2 separate regions of the Mus musculus genome follow, and region 2 is linked to region 1. Evidence: chromatin loops called from intact Hi-C (ENCODE). Cell type or tissue: left cerebral cortex. All regions are shown on one strand. Links, peaks and the distances in the headings refer to the core of each region. The heading gives the core; the rest is flanking DNA. Region 1 has its middle 240 kb from the start of Gm28175. Region 2 has its middle 190 kb from the start of Gm28175.

Region 1 (10,526 bases), core at 831-8,830:
TGGAGGAAAGGTGATGCTTGGAGGGAGTATAAAATGGACTAGACAGAAAATAGCAAAGGCTGAGCTAGGCTTGCTTGCAGAGCTGCTATGCAATGCTCATTGCTCTTGTGCTTTCGATAAACTTTACTTCGCTGAGAGAGGCACAGCCAAGAACTTCTGGTGTCCCTATGACTCATGCCTAGGCTGAGGTCTGACTGTCTCTGCTATGTCATGCCACTGCTGCAGATTTTAGTTTTCTATACAAACTCTACCATATTGGACTGCTGGAACATCTGCGAAGTGTTTGCCAGTGGATCTAGCTGCCACTGCTGGCCTATGAACTCAACTGCTCATTTCCTGGCAATGCGATGGGATTTGCTCAAAAGGACCTTTCTAAATAGGTTCACCTCTCCTGTGTTATTTCTTTTCCACTACCTGTGGTGGGTGGTAGGATAGAAAGGAGGTTAAAGTGTTTTAAAATCACCATTAAAAGTAGGCTTTGAAAGAATTAAAATTACATTCTAGAAAGTAGAAGAACTGTGTAAAGTCAGCAGGTTGACTCAGGACAAGAGAGGAGCTTTGAGGGACTGTGTAGACAAGAGCCTTGACTTGAGCAGAACTCTATCATTTATAATTTCTTCCCTCAAACAACCTACTGTGCACTCTACTTCTAACTGGCTCTTCTGAGTTGATGAAATGAAGATGCTCCTGCAATAGGATGTCTGTGTGACAAGAAGGTAAGGAACTTCTGTTATCTGTGCTGTGATCTCTGAATTAGGCCATTTGAATGAGGCAGATGAGGGAATCTGATTGCATGGGGTTGGTAAAAGTAACTCTCTAAGAAATCTGCCTGTTCTGTGGGAGTCTGAAGAATAATTGGCTAATGAGAGAATGATTACTTTGTTCAGACATGATTACTGAAAAAAAAATGTTTCATCCATATGTTGCTAAATAATAGGAAATTCTCCAGTGAAGGGGCGGGGGACAATGATTAGAAGAAATAAGATAGGTCAAGAAAATGCTTCCCAATGTGGTAGTAAATTTCTTTTGGAGCAGGCTAACTCTGAGCAAGTATGATATTTTATTGTACTAGAGGAAGCCTGCATATACCCTGCAAGTTCAGAGTTTCAGTTACAAAAACAACAAAAAAAAAAAAATACTATGTAGGAATATTTTTCTTTTGAATCAAAGAATTGTGCCCTCTCTTGCTATGCTTTGCAGCCACAATAACCAGCTCCTCCCCTGTTTTTCTTTGTGAAGCTTAATGTCATTCTGGTTGTGGTGTGAAAAGAGCTAAGTTGTATGTTGATATTTCTCAAAATAGCCTCCAACATGCTTAATTAAAATTCATTTGCTGGAACTGACCACATCAACCTAGGATCCTAGCAGAGGCTACTGGATCCCAGAGAGTTGGCAGCTTTACTTTAATTTTGACTAGTCTACAGAGGCAAGGTGACTATTCAATGCCTTCCAAATTTCTCAAAAATCATTTAAAGCCAAACAGAAAAATAGTTGTGTGTAACATTGAAGCTGGTTTTGGCCACCATGGTTGACAAGCACAAAGCACATTATTCTAGTATGAAGAACAGTGTACCCCTCTTTCCAAAGGCTTCCTTGCCTCAGAACCTTCCAAACAGAACCACAGAACTCTGCTTTCGGCAGTCAAAGTTGGCTCCTCAAAGTTTTATGTAGTCTTTTCTACAAATGAATGCCACACTGTTTGGAATTGCTATATTTCTGTAAATATACACCATAATCAATATCTGAACATGAGCCAAGGGTCTATGACAGGAGCTGAAGATTGTCATCAAACAAAATTATCACTCGCACATACAAAGAATATACAACATTATGGGTACTTATTCAGCACAGCCAGTCTGCAGGCCTGTGGTGGTTCACAGAGTGGAAGTGTGTCAGCCAGGCTTTGGCTGATGAGAGGAGTCCATTCAGGGAGCAAAAGCACTGATGGTGTAGAGCAAAGCTTGTGTGTAGATGAAGCCTTTCAAGCATGCAGTATTGCCAAGCGACAACCTTCAACATGACCAGAGTGCAACCAAGTGGAATGTTCATGCATCATACATAGGACAGGAAAACTGGGTCTGGAGCTAAAGAAAATGAGTGTGAGTTAAAACATAACTCACATGTCACTGGTGTTTAACTACTGGGGGATGACATCTGGCTCAACTGAAGAAAGAGAGACAGAGCCACACAGAGATAACTTCAATATCTTATCTAAATTCTGAACATAAGAAAAGAAGATGAGTTTTGCAAAAGAGGAGATAAACCAAGGACTGGATGCATGTTGAGCAAGAACAGCATCCAACAGGTCAGAGGATTTGAGGATATGGTGGCAAATGATGTATAAAGATAATGACAAAGAGGAATAGTCACACAGAGGAAATACAGAGAAGAACTCATAGTTACAGGCTTCTGGAAGGCTAATATTATTACTCTCAAAAGAATCTTAAGGCCTAGAGCCTAGTGTCTGTGGTATAGTTCCTATCAAGTATAGCATCATTTGAGCTCTGTTAGCCTTAAGAAACCAGAAATTCCCACTAAATATTTGCCACTGGCATGGGATGATCACATTCTCAGCCCAAGATACCTGCGGATTTCTAAGTGGCAATCTTCTAGACAGAAGGAATTCTTGATTTACGATGGTCTTTAATACTTACTCTGGCCATGCTAGAGGATGCGGCATGGATCAAGAATGAGACATTCCTGCCTAGCTTTGCCCACATAACAAATCCCTCAATAAGAAGAGTAATTGGTAGTGTTTTATATTTGGAAAGGGTAGCAAAATAGCATATGGATGTAGTCAAGTAGGTTAGGATGTATAAAAAGATTGAATGTCTGGGTTTGTCAGACATTGTGAACTATGCTTCAGAGAAAAACTTAGGATAAGACAAGAGTGGGTAGGCTCTGGGAATCTGATTGTTGTTCAGTCAGTGAAGGGGAAAAGGTGAAGTTGGAATGGGATGGGAGCCAGAACACTGTAGGCCAGCTCCCTATTGCTATGACAAAACGGTAACTTGGGAAGAAAAAAGATTTATCTAGGCCCACAGTTCCTGAGTCTTCAGTCCATAGTCTCTTGCTCTGCTGCTTTGGTGGTGGGAACATATGGTGGAGAAAAACTTAACCATCTCAAGTTTTCAGCAGTCATGAAGAAAAAATAGGTAAGAAGAGGGTGAGATCCTAGCATCTCTTTCAGAGGTACACCACAAAGGTCAGATGTCATTTCTCTTGCTCAAGGTTCCTCTCAATAATGATATGGCGTGGATACAAAGCCTCCAACCCATTGGCCCCTGGAAGACACTTAAGATCTAAATATAGTGAAGTGGAACACTCAGAGGACTTGGAATAAGAAGTTTAAAGAAGAAGCACAAATAGGAAGTAGTTATTTAAATGTTCCTTATTCCTAATTTTATAATTATATTTAAGTGATGATAAAATATTTTTCTTTAGAATATAGTACATAGAGCATATACTACATTTTTATTTATCTTTCTTTCATTTTTCCCAAGCATGGTCTTCATCTGAGAGAGTAGGAATGATGGAAGGGTCGAGTAACAAAGCATAGAATAGCAGAGTAGGGTGTGTGGAAAAACACACAGACTAATGTGAATTTATAAAAATAATTTTCAGAAAACATGTGTTATCCAATGAGGAAGCTATATAACATAAAGTATTCCTTCCATTACTACACAAATGAGGCTTGGGGGGGTTATAATGAGGGAGAATACATATCAATTTATTCAGGCCAAAGTAGTGGGAGTTGAGTAAAATTAAATATATCTAGAGGGGGAGAGCACACTACAGGCCTCAGCTCAGATCTTCTCAACCCTGGCTTTTATGTGGCCTGCAAGATAATAGTGTTTTCATATTTTGAATTATTGAAGAAAATAAGAAAAATAAGATCAATGCTTCCTGTTAGGTGGAGATTGTATGAAATCCATATTGTAATGTCAGTAGGTGAGATTATAATGAAGCACAGATGTACTTGGAGTGTACAACTTTGTGCATACTCATCCAGTGACCATCAAGACAAATGTCTTTGTCAGAGACTGTGTTGCTTGCAAAGCCTAAAGTAGTTACTATTTTCTGGCCCTTTATGGGACATTTTGCCAGCCACTGAACTAGAAGTCTCTTTATTTTTCCTTTCTTGTAGCTGTGAAAGTTGTTTATTTTCTTATATATGTTCCTATGGGTGTAAACTGGGCTAACATTAACATGCATTAAACATTGAGTCAAAATTTGGGGGGAAAAGAAATAGTAATTTTTTATGGTTATTGATTTTTCTCTGTTTCTAAAAACACTTGGAAAAGAAACAGACTTTTCATTTGTGTCTACCACTGGGCTGGGATCTCCTCAGCAGCTGCACAGGCTGTAAGCATATGCTCTCGGTGGAAACATTTTTAACCCATTTCACAAGTATTTGCTGAGCAATGTCCGAGACATCAGGAGAGTCTCAAGAGAAAAGGAGTGGCCTCTGTCATCACAGAGGTTGCATATGCACAGTGAGGTGCAACCTTGAATGGAAGGGATTAGGAAGCCAAGTAAATTGAGGGCATGAAAATTTCTGTGCGGAAAATGAAGGTGGCTGGAGGGTAATTCAGTTGCGAAAGAGGACTCACACAGGAAGGGTAAGACTGAAGAAAGGATACTTGACCTGAAATCTGACAGACAAAGGGAACCAGCCATGCACAGAACCCAAGAACACAATCTGATAAAAGCAAAAGAAATGCAAGATCTGTGTTCCAAGGCCAATCTGTGGTCCCTGTGAAAGAGCAAATGAGTGGGTGAGTTGCAGAGAGAGGATGGAAGGGTGGGAAGAAGTAAAGAGACAGAAGAAATCAAAGTACACCAGAAAGATACACAAGGAGCCAGTATCTTTATGTCATCATCAGGAGTCTGAATTTTATTCTGAGCACAATAGGTTTAGGTGGGGGCAGTGGTGGGTGAGAACATTTTCAAAAGAGCCATCTGGGTGCCACGCCTCTGCACCAATACCATAGTTGAGAGTGTGTAATCACAGACTACCAGGGGTACAGAAGAAGTAGGCGGGAAACGGCAGATGCTGGGTCCCAGCAGATGGTAAGAAGCAGGAAAGTATGAGTTGTGTTTGGGAGATGAAACTGGAAGTCTTTAATATAAGTTAGAAAAAAAAGAAGAAGAAGAATTATGTTAGGAAAAAAAGATGGTGTTTGAAAATGATCTCAATCCTACTCAAAACCCATATATTTAGATGAAAGGGGAGAGAGAAGTTTAGCCATGGTTGTGTCTAAGCATCTTACACTCAAGTGTGTGAAATGTACAGAGTTCCCCCAATTTAAGGTGGCACCCATCAGCTCCAAGTCCTATGTTCTGTTTTACAGAGAACAGGCATCGAAGTACTGACATCCTGATGTGCCTTGGTGATCAGGGCAGATCTGCCAATATTCAGTCTGAATTATGTGAAAATGTGGACACATAATTCTACACAATCACCAAACACATAATTTCAAACACAATCACCAAAAGCAAAGTTTGATTACCAGTGACAGATCACAAGGACAACCAGACAATATGGTCCTGTGAAAAATCGCATTTCAAATGTTAAAATCCTCAGGGTGGTCTGGACTTTAAGACCCACATACGAGAATGGGTATGCAGGGACATTTACTGCCTGCAAGGTGCGCACTGCATCGTCACTGAAGCTCGGGAGGAGTTGAAACCAAATCAGTATTCTACTTTTTCATGCAATAGGAGGACAGAGAGTAGATAGATAAATAGATAGATAGATAGATAGATAGATAGATAGATAGATAGATAGATAGATAGATAGACGATAGAGATATAAATACATGAGATAGATGATAGATAGATAGATTGATAGATGATAAGAGATAAATGAAATAGATAGATGATAGATAGATCAGTAGGTAGATAGATGATGGATTGGTAAGTAGATAGATCCTTCTCAATAGTCACAAATAATATAAAATATCTTGGCATGACTCTAACTAAGGAAGTGAAAGATCTGTATGATAAAAACTTCAAATCTCTGAAGAAAGAAATTAAAGAAGATCTCAGAAGATGGAAAGATCTCCCATGCTCATGGATTGGCAGGATCAACATTGTAAAAATGGCTATCTTGCCAAAAGCAATCTACAGATTCAATGCAATCCCCATCAAAATTCCAACTCAATTCTTCAACGAATTAGAAGGAGCAATTTGCAAATTCATCTGGAATAACAAAAAACCTAGGATAGCAAAAAGTCTTCTCAAGGATAAAAGAACCTCTGGTGGAATCACCATGCCTGACCTAAAGCTTTACTACAGAGCAATTGTGATAAAAACTGCATGGTACTGGTATAGAGACAGACAAGTAGACCAATGGAATAGAATTGAAGACCCAGAAATGAACCCACACACCTATGGTCACTTGATCTTCGACATGGGAGCTAAAACCATCCAGTGGAAGAAAGACAGCATTTTCAACAATTGGTGCTGGCACAACTGGTTGTTATCGTGTAGAAGAATGCGAATCGATCCATACTTATCTCCTTGTACTAAGGTCAAATCTAAGTGGATCAAGGAACTTCACATAAAACCAGAGACACTGAAACTTATAGAGGAGAAAGTGGGGAAAAGCCTTGAAGATTTGGGCACAGGGGAAAAATTCCTGAACAGAACAGCAATGGCTTGTACTGTAAGATCGAGAATTGACAAATGGGACCTAATGAAACTCCAAAGTTTCTGCAAGGCAAAAGACACCGTCAGTAAGACAAAAAGACCACCAACAGATTGGGAAAGGATCTTTACCTATCCTAAATCAGATAGGGGACTAATATCCAACATATATAAAGAACTCAAGAAGGTGGACTTCAGAAAATCAAATAACCCCATTAAAAAATGGGGCTCAGAACTGAACAAAGAATTCTCACCTGAGGAATACCGAATGGCAGAGAAGCACCTGAAAAAATGTTCAACATCCTTAATCATCAGGGAAATGCAAATCAAAACAACCCTGAGATTCCACCTCACACCAGTCAGAATGGCTAAGATCAAAAATTCAGGTGACAGCAGATGCTGGCATGGATGTGGATAAAGAGGAACACTCCTCCATTGTTGGTGGGATTGCAGGCTTGTACAACCATTCTGGAAATCAGTCTGGCGGTTCCTCAGAAAATTGGACATAGTACTACCGGAGGATCCAGCAATACCTCTCCTGGGCATATATCCAGAAGATGCCCCAACGGGTAAGAAGGACACATGCTCCACTATGTTCATAGCAGCCTTATTTATAATAGCCAGAAGCTGGAAAGAACCCAGATACCCCTCAACAGAGGAATGGATACAGAAAATGTGGTACATCTACACAATGGAGTACTACTCAGCTATTAAAAAGAATGAATTTATGAAATTCCTAGCCAAATGGATGGACCTGGAGGGCATCATCCTGAGTGAGGTAACACAATCACAAAGGAACTCACACAATATGTACTCACTGATAAGTGGATATTAGCCCCAAACCTAGGATACCCAAGATATAAGATACAATTTCCTAAACACATGAAACTCAAGAAGAATGAAGACTGAAGTGTGGACACTATGCCCCTCCTTAGAATTGGGAACAAAACACCCATGGAAGGAGTTACAGAGACAAAGTTTGGAGCTGAGATGAAAGGATGGACCATGTAGAGACTGCCATATCCAGGGATCCACCCCATAATCAGCATCCAAACGCTGACACCATTGCATACACTAGCAAGATTTTATTGAAAGGACCCAGATGTAGCTATCTCTTGTGAGACTATGCCGGGGCCTAGCAAACACAGAAGTGGATGCTCACAGTCAGCTAATGGATGGATCACAGGGCTCCCAATGGAGGAGCTAGAGAAAGTACCCAAGGAGCTAAAGGGATCTGCAACCCTATAGGTGGAACAACATTATGAACTAACCAGTACCCCGGAGCTCTTGACTCTAGCTGCATATGTATCAAAAGATGGCCTAGTCGGCCATCACTGGAAAGAGAGGCCCATTGGACTTGCAAACTTTATATGCCCCAGTACAGGGGAACGCCAGGGCCAAAAAGGGGAAGTGGGTGGGTAGGGGAGTGGGGATGGGTGGGTATGGGGGACTTTTGGTATAGCATTGGAAATGTAAATGAGCTAAATACCTAATAAAAAATGGAAAAAAAAGGAAATAGAGAGAGGTTGATAAGTGATAAATAGATGATAGATAAGTAGATATAAATTGGATTTATAGATGATAGGTAGATAGATAGATGATAGATGATAGACAGACAAATATGTAGATGAAGATTATGTAATATATTTTATAGAGAAAGGGAGTGAGTGAGTTTGATTTAAAAAAAAAGAAAAGAAAGCTTTATTTTGGAGGAAAGAATCTAAAGTTTAAATGTACAGAGCTCAAATGTAATGTACCTCTCTGGACAGACAGAGATTTGTCTCAAATAGTAAGTATTGTTTGGGGCACATATATAGTATGCAACCCCCCTTTTGTGATAAGGGTCATATTAGTTGCTTATTTAACACCCAACAAAGTTGTTCTCATCTAAGCAAAGTGAATGGATATGGTGTGGTCACTATCAGAGTAGCCTGACTCAGCTAAGATAGCCACATTTACTCAATGGTATTTCTCTCTCTTTCTATTTTTATTAGATTTTTTCTTTATTTACATTTCAAATGTTACCCCCTTTCCTGGTTTCCCCTTCAAAAACCCCCTATCCCATCCACCCTCCCCCTGCTCACCAACTCACCCACTCCTGCTTCCATCTCCATGCATTCCCCTACACTGGCGCATACAGCCTTCTCCCGACCAAGGGTCTCTCCTCCCATTGATGTCCAACAAGGCCATCCTCTGCTATATATGCAGCTGGAGCCATGGGTCCCTCCATGTGTATTCTTCAGTTGGTAGTTTAGTTCCTGGAGGCTCTGGAGGTAGTGGTTGGTTCATATTGTTGTTTCTCCTATGGGGCTGCAAGCTCATTCAGTTCCTTCAGTCATTTCTCTAGCTCCCCCAATGGGGATCTTGTGCTCAGTCCAATGATTGGATGAGATCATCTACCTCTGAATTTGTCAGGCACTGGCAGAGCCTCTTAAGAGACAACAATATCAGGCTCCTGTCAGCAAGCACTTGTCTGTAACAACAACAGTGTTTGGGTTTGGTGACTATATATGGGATGGATCCCCAGGTGAGGCAGTCTCTGAATGACCTTTCCTTCAGTCTCTGCTCCACACTTTGTGGAGTATCTGTCTCTATCTCCTCCTATGGGTATTTTGCTCCCCCTTCTAAGAAGGACTGAAGCATCTACACTTTGATCTTCCTTCTTCTTGAGCTATAGTTGGTTTGTGAACTGTATCTTGGGTATTCTGAGCTTCTGGGCTAATATCCACTTATTGGTGAGTGAATAAATACTATGTGTGTTCTTTTGTGATTGGGTTACCTCACTCAGGATAATACTTTAGAAAGTATCTAGTTCCATCCATTTGCCTAAGAATTTCATGACTTCATTGCTCTTAATAGCTGAGTAGTACTCCATTGTGTAAATGTACCACATTTTCTGTATCCATTCCTCTGTTAAGGGACATCTGGGTTCTTTCCAGGTTCTGGCTATTATAAATATGGATGCTATGAGCATAGTGGAGCATGTGTCCTTATTACATGTTGGAACATCTTCTGGGTATATGCCCAGGAGAGGAATTTCTGGATCTTCTGGTAGTACTATGTCCAATTTTCTGAGGAACCACCAGACTGATTTACAGAGTGGTTGTACCAGCTTGCAATCCCACCAGCAATGGAGGAGTGTTCCTCTTTCTCCACATCCTCGCCACACTCAGCATTCATTGGACAGAAAAGTAATGAGCAAGACACACAGTATTTTGATTTTGTCTTTTTTGTTTTGTTTTCTAAATTTCTGAAGATATTTCTCTTTGGATCCTCACAACCATGAGAAAAAAAAAAACTCTTTCTCTCTGATCAGATGTTTCTTACCCTTCACTTGTGAATGTGAGAAGCTGGAAAATAAGGTAAAGGTCTTTGAGCTGTTGAAGCTGATGAGCTCTAAAGCTCTGTGTAGGCACCTCTTGTGCAGTCTTACTTTATTGACATCTATGATGTCTGTCCCTCTACTCCATCATTAATTTTATGACAGGCATAACTCTGGCAACAGCCTTTTTGGTGAAGCATTAAACTTACTATTTTGTGTGTAGCCAAAAAATTAACAACAACAAAAAAAATCTTCCAAATGCTACTTTCCTTGCTCTAATTTTAAGCCATCATTCTTCTTTCATGAAGCACTTAACTCTAGGCAGTTAAAATCCAGAATGATGCTGCATTGGCTGAATATGAAAAAAAAATGTCTCCATTGTTGTTTCTTCTTCTTCTTCTTCTCCTTCTTCTTCTTCTTCTTCTTCTTCTTCTTCTTCTTCTTCTTCTTCTTCTTCTTCTTCTTCTTCTTCTTCTTCTCCTTCTCCTTCTCCTTCTCCTTCTCCTTCTCCTTCTCCTTCTCCTTCTCCTTCTCCTTCTCCTTCTCCTTCTCC
Region 2 (10,526 bases), core at 1,586-9,585, 56 kb after region 1:
TAATCTGCCATATTTCCAAAATCCAACTGGTTTTCCCTGTTGAAGGCTGATCCAGGCACAGGGCTTTCAGAGCCTGGTTTCATCCTGATAGCCAATGCAGGACTTCCAGTTTGCAGAATCAGGTCTCCCGTTTTGGCTCCCTGAATTTGGAAGTCATTTTTAACTCTAATTAAATGCAATCTATAAATCCATTCATTCTAAAACAGATAAATGCATATTCAGCCTCTGCCAACTGGAATTTTGATCACGAACAGCCCAGACATCGTCTCTGACCTTCTAGACCAGCCCAAGCTATGTCATTGTCATTGAGCTGGAGTCTTCCCATCCCTAAGGAGTGAACTTAAATACACCTGTTGAGAACTAATTGTTTTCTGGCATTATGCTAAGCTATTACCTATATTACCAATTATAAAATTTGCTGGTATTTTACATATGAAATTTATAAAGATTAAGGGTTGGACGATGAACCAAAGAATGATCTAGGACTGGAATTCAGGAACAGCACATTTCAGACTCCTGTTTTTAGTTATCATCTATTTCCTTTCTATACTAATAGTTGTTCAGAATTTAACTTTTCACTTATCTGCAATAGCATTATTGGAAAATGCAGTACACTGTTTATGGTTCCATTGTTTGACATTAGAAAGAACCATTTTTATTTCACATAGGAACTTCTTAAGTTATTGAGGTGGGTTTTCAAAGTTACTATATTTCCTCTTCAAATTTAACTTCACTATAAGTCAGCAACTGCAAATCTTTCCTATATATGAATCATTACAAGGTAAACAGACTTCTGCACATTTTAATACTGTCTTCTCTCATTTGATGCCCACCATACCCTGTATTTGTGTAACATGATTCTCAATTCCTTTAGAGAAACCAGAGTTTGGTGATATCAAAACATAGCATATTTTATTGGAAGACACAGCATGGATGGGTTAGTTAATTAATCAGTTCTTTTGAAATTCATTGGGTCAATTAGAAAGCTAACCATTTCTTGGTGGTGTAAATAACTATTGTTTATTGATCCATAGTTAAACATTTCACAAAACTGAAACAATTTACAGTAAAAATGAGCATTGTTATTCCTCCAATGGAAATGTGTAACTCAACAAGTTTTATTTACAACTTGACATTCTAACATCCTTTGAAAACATGACCCTATGTGCCTTACTCCTTAAATCCAAAAGACCACAGGAACATACAATTTTCACATAAAGGCACAATCACCTGCAAGCTTGGCCTGTGTCTGAGTATAAAATACTCAATGCTACTCCATGGGAAGAAATGGGTGGAAGGAGAGGCAGAAAATATAGCCTTGGAACAAAAATGAGAAGAGAGAGAGAGAGAGAGGAGCTGACAAATGTATTGAGGTTTAAAAGATTCACACTATAAGGTAAAGAGCACTGCTCCTAGGGCATACAGCCTAATGACAGCCAGCAAGCCTGTAGGCAAGTATGTGTTTCTCCAGGACGGAACTGAGTTCTGACAAGTCTCAGGCACTGTTCTGTGCTTTACCAAGGAAGAGGATATGACCAGCATGAAATCCTACCTCCCAAAGCACACATCTTTACTAGACCTACATATGTGACTACATGTGCACAAATGTGCATGCTATGCATAAATATAACTTTATATCTGTTTACCTGTATTCCAGCATGCTGTTCCTAGCACAACCCTCTCCTCTCCTCTCCTATTATGAGAGAAAGCTACACCTACTCTGCCACAACCACCATACCCTAGGCACCAGTTATAACAGTGACTAGAGTTTGTTCAATCCTAAAATGGTTCAGATTTCATTCATACTCCTTCAAAGGCTTTAATGAGAAAATGCTTTCTTATAGCCTTTTCCTGAATCTTTTCCTAGCAAGCGCTATAGGCCGATTATTTTAATTGGCATTCCTGTTATTACAATGTACAGGTCTTTATAACATTTTAAAAGCTACACCCGAGCCTGTATTGATGAAACAATAAAATAAAGTGTTTTCCTTAATGCTAGTATTATGGTAATCCAAAGCAGATTTCATGGGAGAACAAGGAAAAAAAAAGCTGAGAGGAATGGATTTTCCTGGCTTCAGATAATTAGCTAGGCAGTGGAAATTTGGGTGTTTGGAGTACCAGCTATGTCCCTTCTCCAGGGTAGAGGCAGAGGCTCCCATCTAACAGGAACATTTAGTCACGTGTCGCACATATTTTTTTGGACATTAAATGTAGATTTAAAATTAGTAGAAATACAGAAATCCTGTATGGCTCATTTTTTTTTAACTTTTTCTTTTTTTCATACTTTTTTTTCCTTTTATTTTCTTTCTGATTCCCTAATTGTGTGTTCAATTTTGTTTCAGAAGCTCTGGCTTTCACAGTAGATTTTTTTTTCTTAAATTTTTACCCTTTATTTTCGTTTTGTATGTATGGGTGTCTTATTTGTATGTTCAGCTGTACAATGAATGCATGCACTGTCCACAGAGAACAGAAGAAGGGGCAGGATCCCTTGGAATTAAAGGTACAGGTAAGTGTGAGTCACTGGGTGCTGGGAATTGAAACTGAGTCCTCTGGAAGAACAGCCATTGCTCTTAAGCACTGAGCAATCTCTCCTGCCAGTCAGAAGTCCTTAAATAACTGAGGCACCATGTTTGTGAACTACGGAAGGGTCAACGACACCTTTTACCATTTTTTCCTTATAATCTTTCATTTCTGTCTTAGTCACACATATGCTGGCAAAATAATACACTTAGATATTTTGCTAAGATGAGTTAAACATACTCCCCAAAGTGCTTTCAAAGATGTGCTCGAGCGAGCTGCACTAACTGCTCTATCCTGCTGCAGAAGACAACATAGCTTGTTTACAATAGCTTCTTATAAGCCAACTCATAACATTTTAATTCAATGGGATATGTAACTCATGTTTCAATTAAAAGAAAAATTATTACTTTCCTTCATCTGCGTGATTTTTTTTGATAGAATAGTACATTTATATGGTAATTTCCCAAAGATCAACTTTATTTATCGGCAAAGAGCTATTCCGTGATTGTTGTATATTTTCTTTGCTTCTGAAATGTTATCACATTTAATTGCCTGATCTTATTTGGGTTGCAATCATAGTCATTAATTAGTGAGAAGGTGAGGGACAGCATCATATCTAACTATCTGTTATGGCTGCTTTAATGAGGAAAATACCTGCCATCATTTTAAAGGCATCCTGGATGCTTGGCAAATGCAGCTTGCTGTAGTGTTCTCATTTAGGCTGTGAACATCAAAGGAAATTGATGTCAGGTGTGAACAGAAGCTGTTGAATATATCTGCTGAGGAAGCTGAGTGGTGTGTCTGGGTAGGAGAGATGAAGGGCAGCTCATAACATTAACGGAACTACAGGTAATTAGTGTAAACTTTCAGTGCCTGGTGTGTCTGTGGAACAAGAAATACATTATTTATGTTTATCCGGTATGGCATCATAGAAGTTTTAAGTATTTCTATTGTTTTCTGTTTGTTTCTTTGTTTCTGTTTTTATGAAGAAGGTAAGAGATGATACTGAATAATAAAACTATACTATCTGCAAGACATTTTTTCATAGGATATAAGAAAATCCATGGTTTAGAAGCAAAGAAAGGTATATATTTTAGAATAACTACTAAAATAGCAACATATAAGTTAGGACCACTCCTTGATTTTTTGACTGTATGACTAACTTCAAAGGGGGCAAATGGGAGAGTGACTGATTGATGATATGAATGGCTTTAATAAGCATTTCTCGTGGAGCAAAACTCAGCACTCTAAATGGCGATATTTTAGCAGAGTAGATCCTTTAACAACTACACTTATATATGGTGCATCTGTAATTCAATGTGGCAAAATAATATTTACATTCCCCAAAGGCTGTTACAATATATTACACACACAAAATGAGCTTGTATAAGAAATGCCAAACTGCAGATGTGCTGGCAGCAGAGGCAGCCTCTGTGGATTGCTCTGCGTGGCAAGCCCTATCCGTCTGGAGAAACTACCCCTCCTCAGTTTTAAAATTGGAATTAATGTACTGAATATACCTTGGGCTTTCCTTGGCTTTTAGGGGTAGAATTGAACTTAACTTCCATTTAAAAATATGTGCATAAGTCCCTTCTTCGTGCCCTTATTTCCCCTGAAACAATAAACTGGTGAATCTGAACTTCTCTTGATATTCAGCCAGAAAATGCTATTCAGAAGAGTATTTTTCTTGATATGGAAGGTTACTCTTTATTTATACACTGGTCACCCACCTGTGTAGACTTGGTTGATTAGCTGCAATTTCCGCAGTAACTGTTGAATACATGAAGGTAGCTTCCTTTCCTTTAGTATCCAATCAATGGAACAGGCAAACTTCAGGTTCACTGAATATTCCTGACAGACAGGGCATGCTCATAGGACATGTGGATATATCTGTATATACATATCTTACAAATGGCAAAGTTCTCTGGGAGTAACATGTTGAGTGCTCATTTTCTTAATATCTTTGATATCTCTAATTATGAATGATAATAATTACAGTATTATATGCCCATAATACTCTTCAGTTATACTACTGAAACATTATTTTACTTAAATTAATTAAAAATTTAGTTTAATCTGTAATTTCTCTGTTTCATAAAACACATATCATGAAACCCATGCCTGTATGTTTTATGACAAATGTATTCATTTGGGAGAAATCCAGGATCCTCTTGTGAAAACTATTCAAGCCACAAACGAAGAAACAACCTATCTAAGGCAATTCAACTGTACAAGACATAGTACTGTTCAATGCCAGAAATTTAACAAATTTACCTTTATAATGTCCTGTGGGCTCATACTTTGACATAAATAACCATAGTATTTATCTCCTTTTAAAACTCATCTATCATTCAAATGAAAAATATTTCATCTACCCTGAACATACGTTAAATATAAATATATATTTTCACATAATATATGTTCATAAGAAATTGTGTGTATGGTCTGATCTGAGCCACTTCAGGGAGATTCTAAACTCTCCAACATGTGTTTGATGCTGACTCTGTAGATCTGAGCCTTTGGGATCCTGGGCAGTCATCATCCTGATTTCTGGTCCTGGCTTGACCACTGCCCAGGTGGGTGATTTTTGTATTTATCAGAAAAGTGAAGATAATGATAGATCGATCAATAGATAGATAGATATAGATATAGGTATAGGTATAGGTATAGGTATAGGTATAGGTATAGGTATAGGTATAGATATAGATATAGATATAGATATAGATATAGATATAGGGGGATAGATACCTCTACACACACTCTCACACAAAAGTAGAACAAGAACTATACAGAAAGCACCAAATTATTCCATTTTCATTTCTTCCTCTGGAAGAAGTGCTGCTAATCACTGGACCATTTCTTCAGACGCTTGTTTTCATTATTTTCATCCAATCATTTGGAGATCTACTTTTAAGCATAATCCTCTGAACATACCACCTGAAATAAGTATTAAATAATTATTTATTTACTTAAGTTAGTTTATTTACTTAATTTAAAAGGTTATGTTACCTTTATAGTGTCCATGGAGGTATCAGTATACTGCATGTGGTAGCTTTCTCATGATCATGCTCAGATGAGCATCATCTTTACAGCTACAAGGCTGTTCCAGTGACAACATGTTGATGATGGTGGCAGTTATGCACCATGAAGCCAGACTCACTGTACTTAAATCCAAGTTCTATTACTTAATGGTGCTTAATTATCAGCTCCTTCAATACATTTTTCCACTGGGAAGAGCAAATGAATGCTTTTCTCAGTGGCTCAAGTTGAAAGTGTTTGGTGCATATTTGGCACATCATACCAGGGACCTTGGTATTCACTCCTTCGCTTTAATTATCAGGATATTGATCTCAAAGAAAAATAAAATTCTGGAGGCCTCATATCGGGAACCCTTTCCTCATTTCTTTATTTATTTAACTCATATTTGTTAATGTCCTAGATTTCAGTGCTCCAATAGAAGCATTAAAAAATACCCAACAAATGAAAACTATCCTGGGGAATTTGCATGGGATAAAACAGTCAAGACATCTTCACTTGGGTCTCATTTGATTAGTCCCTAACTCAATGTTTCCAGGTAATCCAATGGGATCCTGTGAATTTACAATCCCACCATTTCTGACTTCAAATTCTCCCTGATGTTGACAATGGTCTCACCTCTGCTCCTAATTTCCCTGTATCTGTCTTGCTCTTGAATAGTCTCATCTACCTTCAGGGTTTCCACCTATGGATTTACCAAATTATAGAATGCCCATTACAGAGCTCACGTCAAGTCTGAGTCCTGTCTGAACACAGTCTTCCTAGTTCCACATGGAAATGCCACAGAGACATCATCTCCACCTCGGGTTCAAATCCTCTCACTGTCTTCTATCCAGTCTGCTCACTCTCCAGGGCAGTATTCTCAGAGACTGGCTCTGGAGTTAGCAATGTGGCATCATGTTACAGATCAGCCCACTTTCTTGTGCCTCATATTCACTTTAAATCCAAATTTCTAAAATTTAAGTGGCAAGAAATAAGCTTTGTAGGATTTATAGGACCCCATGTTTCCCAAGGGTGCTTTGAAGACTTGTCTAAGTATAATCAATGCCACAAATATCAGAGTACTCTGGAGAACTAAGGGGCAGCCTCAAGGTCATCTCTGACTTCCTAATAACATATTGATTACCTCACAATTAATTTGATAGTGGACACCTCCACACCCATTGTCAGTAGCCTATAGCAGCTTGAGGCACCTGTTCTACCTGTGGTATTTCTCAGAAACAGGCCTACAGATTTCGAGAGGAAAACATAATTCATTTAAGGCTACGAAAAGGGGGGAAATGTGAGTGCAAACGTGGGAAATATAAAAGATAAAATGTGCTGGGACAATGTGTCCTGGAGAACAGATGGCTGCTGTGGGAGGGGGGTGGTTGAGTAGCTGTCCTGAAAGAAAAGGAGAGTCTATAACAGGGAGCGTCTATATAAATCAACCCAGAGTGCTAAGGGAGAGAAATTTAGACTTGCTGTTGAGGCTGAATTCATTTCAGAACCCGGTGCCTTAGGGTAACTGGACATTTCCTGTTTCAAGGTTCTTTGGCCCTGTCATCCAGGAGAGTCTATCACTGATGAGATATTGGGACACAGTTTGCTCCTCTTGAGACAGACTGTACAGAACTAAAATTACTCTTCTCAAATACTTTCAGCCATCTCAAAATTGCTCTTTAGTGTTTAGCTAAGACACTGGATTATATAATCATTATTTTATCCTTACCAGTACCATGTCCCTTCACACTATATTGAGTAAAATACAAAGTTACACAATAACACAATTGAGCATATTGCTATAGAAGTATTCCAAAGATTCTAAATGCTGACACTTAATTTTAATAAAAATTTAAATACCATCTTTGAAACTCAGTCACATTAGATGAAAGAAAATTGTGTTTTCAACACAATAGACACTTAAGTGAAAGTGCATTTTTTAGTGCTTTTTTTTATTGGATATTTTCTTTATTTGAATTTCAAATGCTATTCCCTTTCCCGGTTTTCCCCCATCTGAAACCCCCTATTACATCCTCCCTCCCCCTGCTTCTATAAGGGTATTCCTTCCCCACCCACCCCCTTCTGCCTCCCCACCATGTCACCACCCTATACTGGGGCATCAAGCCTTCATAGGATTAAGGGCCTCTCCTCCCATTGATGCCTGACAAGGCCATCCTCTGTTACATATGCAGCTGGATCCATAGTCCCTCCATGTGTACACATGGTTGGTGGTTTAGTTCTTGGGTGCTCTTGGGGGGTCTTATTGGTTGATATTGTTGTTCTTCCTATGGGGTTGCAAACCCCTTCAGCTCCTTCAGTCCTTTCTCTAACTCTTCCACTGGGGTCCCCATGTTCAGTCCGATGGCTGGCTGCGAGCATCCACATCTGTATTTGTCAGGCTCTGGAAGAGCCTCTCAGGAGACAGCTATATCAGGCTCCTGTCAGCAAGCACCTCTTGGCATCCACAATAGTGTCTGGGTTTGGTGACTGTATATGCAACGGATCCCCAGCTGGGGCAGTCTCTGGATGGCCTTTCCTTCAGTCTCTACACTTTGACTCCGTATTTGCTCCTGTGAATATTTTGTTACCCCTTCTAAGAAGGACCAAAGCATCCACACATTGGTCTTCCTTCTTCTTGAACTTCATGTGGTCTGTGAGTTATATTTTGGGTATTCTGACTTTTGGGGCTAATATCCATTTATCAGTGAGTGCATACCAAGTGTGTTCTTTTGTGACTGAGCTACCTCACTCAGGATGATGTTTTCTAGTTCCATCCATTTGCCGAAGAACTTCATGAAATCATTGTTTTAATAGCTGAGTAGTACTCCATTGTGTAAATGTACCACATTTTCTGTATCTATTCCTCTGTTGAAGGACAACTGGGTTCTTTCCAGCTTCTGGCTATTATAAATAAGGCTGCTTTGAACATAGTGGAGCATTTGTCCTTGTTATATGTTGGAGCATCTTCTGGGTATATGCCCAGGAGTAGTATAGATGGGTCCTCATGTAATACTATGTCCAATTGCATCTGAAATGAAACCTCTCTACTGTGTTTAACTGTGAACTTAAACAATAGAAGGACCTCTTCATGCCTTACCATGGGCCCCGTGAAGCCACCTGTGTGGATGTGCAGTCATTAAGCAAACTGATACACTGACCAAGTCAAAGAGGAAGCTGTGCATTCTGGAGATGCCCTTGAAATGTCATCGTTACTCAGCTGACTTTTATACATAAGAGCTAATGTCAGTGCAACTCTGGATCTTCTCTTTTTCCAGGATGATCTATGAGAACAAAAGAGGGTGACCTTAAAAGCAAATACCCAAGAAACTAGTCATGGCAGCATGGATATTGGGTAAATGGCTCAAAGTGAGGTGGGCTACTTAACTCAGGAGCAGAAGGAGACAAAGTGAGAACAGACAAGATACTTTGTTTCTTTACATTACCTCCACTGATACTTTGTTTCTTTATGTACCTCCACTCCTAGCAAAAATACTGTTGCTACTTGAAAAGATCTCAGGCATCACGGTGACCTATTATGGGTCATTTAATGTCAAACATCAGCATAGTTGAAACACAATTAAAGACACCTCTCTTGTTAAAGACTCTGAAATTCCAGCACCAGGTTGCCCTGTTGCTGTATGGGAAATAGTGAAGAGGTAGCTATAGAAAGAACATTTATACTTAGTAGCTCTAATGAGGTTTTGACATTTGCAATATATATAATGTGTGACCCAAGTTTTCATTCAAAGAGGTGATGTGAGAGAGCATGTTGTTGATTTGAAACAAAAGTGGTATCTAAAAGAGAGTGGCAGATAAGAGGTTCCCCCATAGAATAGGAGACAGCGAGTAAATTGTATTTCTACTGAGAGAAATGTCACTAGACACACACACACACACACACACACACACACACACATACACACACATACACATTTAAAAAGATAAAATTACCAGAGGTGTTCTGGGATTGTGGCTACTTTACATATATTGATTTATTGATCCTCATTGTTGTATTAAATTATAAAGCCAACATCAAAGAATTCTGTGAAAGCAGAAGTTACGTTCCTATGTGGATTGGGTGAGAGGATTTGTTATCCTTTGGGATATGAGTTAGTGGTAATCAGAAGAAAGTTAGAATAAGATCTCAACTGAAATACTAGCAAAAAAAAAAAAACAAACAAACAAAACAACAAGGCTGTCATCAGCCGAGTAAAAGATAAACAATGAAAACTTTCTACAATGATTAGTGAGAATATAGTTTACTTGCAATTGGTTTTCCAGAAAGCTTTTTACAACAGAGATAGGAAGACTGTAGCCCCAGAAGAAGCAATGAATGGTCTTCCTGGCTCCATGGTACAAGTATTATATCACTGGATGCTCACAGTTGACTAATTTCATGTTATCCCTCCTCCACAAGACTTTGAGGCCTCATTCACACTAATTTGCAGAAGATTAAGGAGCTGGGGAGGGGTTAAAGCAGAACTTTTCCTGGTCTCTCTGGCATGTGATGTGATGTGTGTGTGTGTGTGTGTGTGCGCGCGCGCATGCCTATACACATGCATTTTATGAAATTGTAACACTTAGTCAATATCAAACAGATTCTGGGATTACAAAACCAAGTATAAGCATGACCAGAACCACCTCTGAGACATATTTTTTAGGACCCAGGAAATTATTTTAGTGTCTTTGCGATTGAATTCTGAAAAAAATCTATCTAGCTCTCAAAATAATAATTTTCCATCCTTGGAGTAACCATTTCTCTATCAGAAAACCTACAGAAAGGAAAAACACTCTTTCAGATTCAAAGAACACCATAAAATGCTGTCAGAGTGGCATGGAGGACAAAGAACACCATAAAATGCTGTCAGAGAGGCATGGAGGACAAAGAACACCATAAAATGCTGTCAGAGAGGCATGGAGGACATGAGCCTTGTAAGTGCAGGTGGTGATGACTCTAAGATAAGTTGAAAAATAACTTTCCCCATGGA

The links. Hi-C counts contacts between places; a loop is a spot of excess contacts. Peaks named below come from ENCODE experiments on the same cell type or tissue, not always from the same donor. Only the 100,000 strongest peaks of a DNase experiment are listed, where the experiment ranks them.
Region 2: a loop joins it to region 1, with 7 times the contacts of the local background. A loop is called at or near these places in 2 of 42 quality-filtered maps.

Annotation. Positions count from the first base shown.
Region 1 is chr1:42,008,108-42,018,633 of GRCm38, forward strand. No RefSeq gene overlaps it. Among named protein-coding and RNA genes, the nearest start is that of Gm28175, 240 kb to the right of the region's middle. In left cerebral cortex, for the core only: no CTCF peak of the experiment used is centred there; DNase peaks (open chromatin) are centred at 4,439 and 5,000; H3K27ac peaks cover 1,084 bases.
Region 2 is chr1:42,063,336-42,073,861 of GRCm38, forward strand. No RefSeq gene overlaps it. Among named protein-coding and RNA genes, the nearest start is that of Gm28175, 190 kb to the right of the region's middle. In left cerebral cortex, for the core only: no CTCF peak of the experiment used is centred there; DNase peaks (open chromatin) are centred at 6,460 and 6,923; H3K27ac peaks cover 790 bases.